Regions from separate parts of the Homo sapiens genome. Here region 2 is linked to region 1. Evidence: chromatin loops called from intact Hi-C (ENCODE). Cell type or tissue: ascending aorta. All regions are shown on one strand.

What was found. A loop is a pair of places that touch in the nucleus more often than their neighbours do. Peaks named below come from ENCODE experiments on the same cell type or tissue, not always from the same donor. Only the 100,000 strongest peaks of a DNase experiment are listed, where the experiment ranks them.
Region 2: a loop joins it to region 1, with 3 times the contacts of the local background. A loop is called at or near these places in 5 of 110 quality-filtered maps.

What each region holds. Positions count from the first base shown.
Region 1 is chrX:63,753,952-63,756,451 of GRCh38, reverse strand. The region is part of intron 1 of ARHGEF9 (Cdc42 guanine nucleotide exchange factor 9); the gene reads left to right. LOC128031833 reads left to right here and starts at 1,788. Exons shown (of 1, transcript NM_001414729.1): 1 at 1,788-1,967. The coding sequence starts at 1,788. The coding sequence ends at 1,967. RefSeq lists a silencer at 1,130-1,289 and an enhancer at 1,149-1,443. In ascending aorta, no CTCF peak of the experiment used is centred here; a DNase peak (open chromatin) is centred at 1,201; H3K4me3 peaks cover 2,008 bases; H3K27ac peaks cover 2,244 bases.
Region 2 is chrX:63,921,474-63,923,973 of GRCh38, reverse strand. No RefSeq gene overlaps it. Among named protein-coding and RNA genes, the nearest start is that of MIR1468, 140 kb to the right of the region's middle. In ascending aorta, no CTCF peak of the experiment used is centred here; no DNase peak of the experiment used is centred here; H3K27ac peaks cover 2,500 bases.

The DNA.
Region 1 (2,500 bases):
GTTTACCCATTCATCAGTTGTTGGACATTTGAATTGTTTCCATCTTCTGGCTATTGTGAATAATGCTGTTATAAGCATTCATGTATAAGTTTTTGTGTTGGCATGTTTTCATTTTTCTTAGGTATATACCTATCTGTTCAGTCATATAATCCTATAATATAAGAGCAAAAAGGCTCTGAGAGATCTCCTGTATAAGGGAATCCTTGGTTTGAAGGCCCAGGGAACCACTGAAATTGTTTTTTTCTGAGGTGAGTGTTCTGAGGTTTAACTGAATTCTCAGATAAGTCTAAGTCCTCATTGACAGGAGGGAGACAGAAGACAGACCCCTGAGAGGAAAAGGGAATTGCCCAAAAGTCATACAGCAAGTTTGAGGTAGGGCTGAGAGTAAATTTGAAACCTTCTGGTCTCCACTCCATGGCTTTTCCCTCCTTAGCTCTAGATACCAGGTCACAGAGCAGGGCAATGATTAGAAGCAGATTGCAAGTTCTGTAGAGGATTTTCCATGGCGAATGTTTAACCCTATGCTGGCTTCCCTTCATAGTACCCAGAATGCTGGAAAATTGCAAGCTAACTGTCCTAGTCTGAAGAATCTATAATCAAGAAAGGAAATCTGACCAGGTAAGGGCAGTGGTATCAGGGAAAGCCAAATAGAATTGGATTTTGGAAATTCTGTCGTGTGTCCCTGTGATTCTGTCCACAACACTGGTTTGTTGGCTTTTTATAGCTAATTGTGGGTTGCCTGTAAATTCTTAGGCAGTGGCCAAAAGCACCTTTGCTTCCTCCTTGGCCCAGGCTCCAAACAAAGTGGCTGCTAGGCACATGCATTCTCCACAGCTACCTATCCGTTTTTCCCCCATTCCTTCTTTCTCCTCACCATCCTTTTTTCTGCCTTTCCCCACAATTCTCTTTCTTCATTATCTTCCCTCTCTTCTCCTTCCTCCTCGTCTTTTCTTCTTTTTCTCCCTCTTCACGTGATCTCCTCCCCTTGCATCCTATTGGGTCCCTTCCCTCCCTCTTTCCCAGTCCTTTTCCTCCCCATCTCCTTATATACCCCCTCTATCCGCCCCCAAGAAGCTCCCCACCCCCAAACCAGAACTGGTGGCTGGTGACTCTCGCCGGTCTGGGGAGAGCGAGCTTGCTTGGGAGCCTTGAGGCTCTGATTGGCGGTCGCGGCTAGCACGCCAGCGCAAGTCCCGCCCCTGGGCAGCGAACGTGCTACTGCGGCATCTGTTATTGGTCGGCGGGTATGTCAGTGGCTCTGGCCGCGCCTCACGCAAGCGCCCGCAGTCGCTCGGTGAATAAAAAGGCAGCCTATGGGCTGAGCGGGGGATGGGGAGAGAAGAGGGATAGGGCCAGCAAGGCAGGGATCGAACGAGTGTCTGGCAGCCGGGAGCCCAGCGAAGAGAGCGAGCAAGCTTAGGAAAACGAGCGAAGTAAAGGGAGTAGGGGAGACTGAGACTGACCGGTAGCCAGGCAGGCGGACGGACGCACGCCCGGACAGACTGAGCAGGCGCCGGAGAACCACTCACAGGTTCCCCCCGCCTTTCCCTTTGAAAGCTAGGATTTTGCCTTTCCCGTGGCGCCCGAGAGAGAATGCTGGACTCTGCCGACTTCAGCGCAAGCTAAGATTTCTCAGCTAGGGACAAACGATCAGCCCAATCCTGAGAAGGGGGGAACCAAGCACCCCGTCCCCATCCCCCTCCCCTCCCCCGACTAAACTCGGGCGCCAAACCCAGCCCTTCTCTAACCACCCTACTTCCTCCTCTCCTTTCTAGCATGGTGGCTGTATGGACAGTCTGACAGAACAGAGACTGACATCTCCCAATCTGCCGGCCCCCCACCTGGAACACTACAGTGTTCTGCATTGCACCATGACCCTGGATGTGCAAACTGTAGTCGTTTTTGCCGTGATTGTAGTCCTCCTGCTTGTCAATGTCATACTCATGTTTTTCCTGGGAACGCGCTGAATGGAGTCCAGCCACCTGAGCTGTCGCGAACTCTCGCTTTGATTTCATCCCGAGAGCCACCGAGAAAAAAAAAAAATCACAGACAGAGACAGGGAAAGAGAGAGAAAGAACAAGCTTTCTTACTCAGGGGGGAAAACGTTTTGAGCTTCAACATGGCCTCGCTGTGATATGTATGACGTTGGTATATTATCTCTCCCTAAATCTTTTGTCGTGTCTTGTCTTTTAAGAATGCCTGCGCGTATAGTTGCCTATTGCTTGAGTGAAATTGTTGATGAAGAAATGCTTTCTATTTAAGTGTGCATGCGTGTGTGCATTTTTAATCTATGTGGCGTTCATGGAGCAAGCTCTGCGTCCTTAAACAGTGGCTTTGCTGTCTGTGGTGTCTTAACTCATTTCCTTGAAGACTACCTTTAAACTCCATCAGGGAATTTTAGTCAAAATTTCTCTCTTGCCATCAGGAGTGCATTTGGGTTTGTTTGAGGGGAAAAGGGTTTGTGGAAGAGCATGATGAATATTTGACATCATAGGAAAGA
Region 2 (2,500 bases), 170 kb before region 1:
AAGTTGAAAATGTTATGTTGGAGACTTGTAGCCAGGAAAAATTAGAATTCCATCTAAACTGTAGAAAACAATAAAAATTGAAAAAAAAAACATTAAACAAGGACAGAATCAAACAACAGGTTTACTACAGTTTTGGAAACATAATTTTTCTCTCTCCAGTTTTCCATGTTTACTAAAGATAAATCATGATAGGAGTGATTTGCTTTATTATACTTGGCCAGATTATTTGTATAAAGTACACCAAGAATAATTATTTTTCATATAAGCTTTAAAGACTTGCTTTGATGGAACTTTGTTCCATAGAAGGAATCTCAGATAAGACTTTTTAAAAGCCGAGCCCAGCCATGAATTTGTACCATCTATGGCTGATACCAATTCACCACTCATATACCAGTGAGTTGGGTGAATTCTTGTCCTCAAGATAACTTGGGGCTCCTGGGTCTGTCAGATAGTGACATTCTTTACTTACCACAGATCAGGAACACTGTACAGGGAATGTGTAGACAGTGTATAAGGCCAGATTTCGAAAGCGGCCTTTTTTTTTTTTATTTTTGAGATAGTTTCATGCTTGTTGCCCAGGATGGAGTGCAATGGTGTGGTCTCACTTCACTGCAGCCTCCACTTCCCAGGTTCAAGTGATTCTCCTGCCTCAGCCTCCCAAGTAGCTGGGATTATAGGCTTGCACCACCATGCTCAGCTAATTTTGTATTTTCGGTAGAGATGGGGTTTCACCACTTTGTACAGGCTGGTCTTGAACTGCTGACCTCAGGTAATCCACCGACCTTGGCCTCCCAAAGTCCTAGGATTACAGGCATGAGCCACCATGCCCAGGCCCAAGGGGCTTTTATTGGCTCTATAAGTCAAGTTTGATTTCTTAAAAGAAAGCACACTATTCCAGTCAAAGCTTGGTAAAATAATCTGTTTCTCCAATTGTATCCTGTTACAAATGAAAACAGATTCTTATTGCACTTATGCAAATAACTATATTACCATAAGAATACTCACAAATAGTTTACAAATTCTGGAGAAATCAGGTAGAGAGAAACAAATATCACAAAAATCTTATCACAGATATTGATGCCATACTCTACAGGTAGCTCCCATTCCTTCTATCTCAAATCAAAATAATTCAATTGTCCAGTCCCTTCCATTGCTGAGCCTCAGCTGTTTTTTTCTATCTGTTTAGAGGGTTAGATTTTCCGACTTTTAAGGGGGCTTTCAGTTCTAACAGTTTATATGTCTATGAAACAAGGCAAATAAGTTAGGATTAGGAGGAGTGATTGAAAAGCAACCTTGAGACCTTTACTTCAGATTCATAGATTTAGTAGTCCCTTATACCTTCTGAAACTCTATTTACAGTATAACCAAGTGACTTTTGCTGTTCAAAAGAATGAACTGACTTTGAAAGCTGGTCTCTGCCCTTAGTAGGGTTAGCATCTGTGTAGAGACCCTTCTCTGGGTCACCAAAACTTTTAACTCCTCCCCACATCCAATTCTTTTAGGAATGAATGACGTAGGTGGAAGAAATTTGTACTGTGTCCACGGTGACTTAGGAGTGCTGGAATTTGAAGAATGTAGGGGCCCAGGAGCTATTTTCATTTTGTCTAGAAAGGCAGCATGGTAGATCTGTAGTCATACAGACATTCCATTTACTAGCTGCATGATTTAGATATTACACTTTTTTCCTTAAATCAGTTGCCTGCTTTACATTTGTTCCACTGCCTGATGTCTTTTACACTGTTAGTAGTTGGGCCTTTGCTTGTGTTTATTGTTGACACATGTTAACATTGCTTGGATTTGGGGGCTAGACCAGTTAATATTTCAAATTGGAAGCTCTACTTTTTAGGCCAAGTGTTGGCCTGTTTCCTACCTCCACTGAGTAACTGATCCTGGTTGGTTTTCTTTCCAGGCCTTCTCTCCCACAGCTGAACCATCACCAGGGACTCTGCCACTTAAAATCCTTCTGGAAAAATGCCACTCTCTGCCCATCTCACAGAGTATTCCCACAGAGCTGGACCAAGTGGGCTGGAGTAGACCTATGATGCTTTGCATTGGGATGCCTTTTATGCCCTGGTTTCTATGGCAGGATATGCTAGGCAGGCCTCATGCATAGTCAGACTGTGTTGACATTTATCCTCTTCCCCACCCTGTAGTCCCCCAGTACTGCTCCTCATTAAAACCTGAAAATCAACTATTAGCAATGCCTTGGTATAGACTTTGACTTCCCCAAGCTCTTCTTTTAAAATGCAAATATCCTTATTGGGGTACTCATTAACTCAAAGCACTCAAATATCCTATTCTTCTCAAAGTCTTGTGTTCCCCTCCCCCCCCGACACTCCCAGGCTCTCTGTACCTAATGCTTTCCAGAACTCGTACACAGCAGTTCCTCCTCTTCACCCCATTTACAGTGATCTTATATACAGCCTGCAGGCCTCAAAGGGACTAGTCCCATAGAGCAAACTCCACATGGGATCATTCTAACACCTTACATAGACATGCT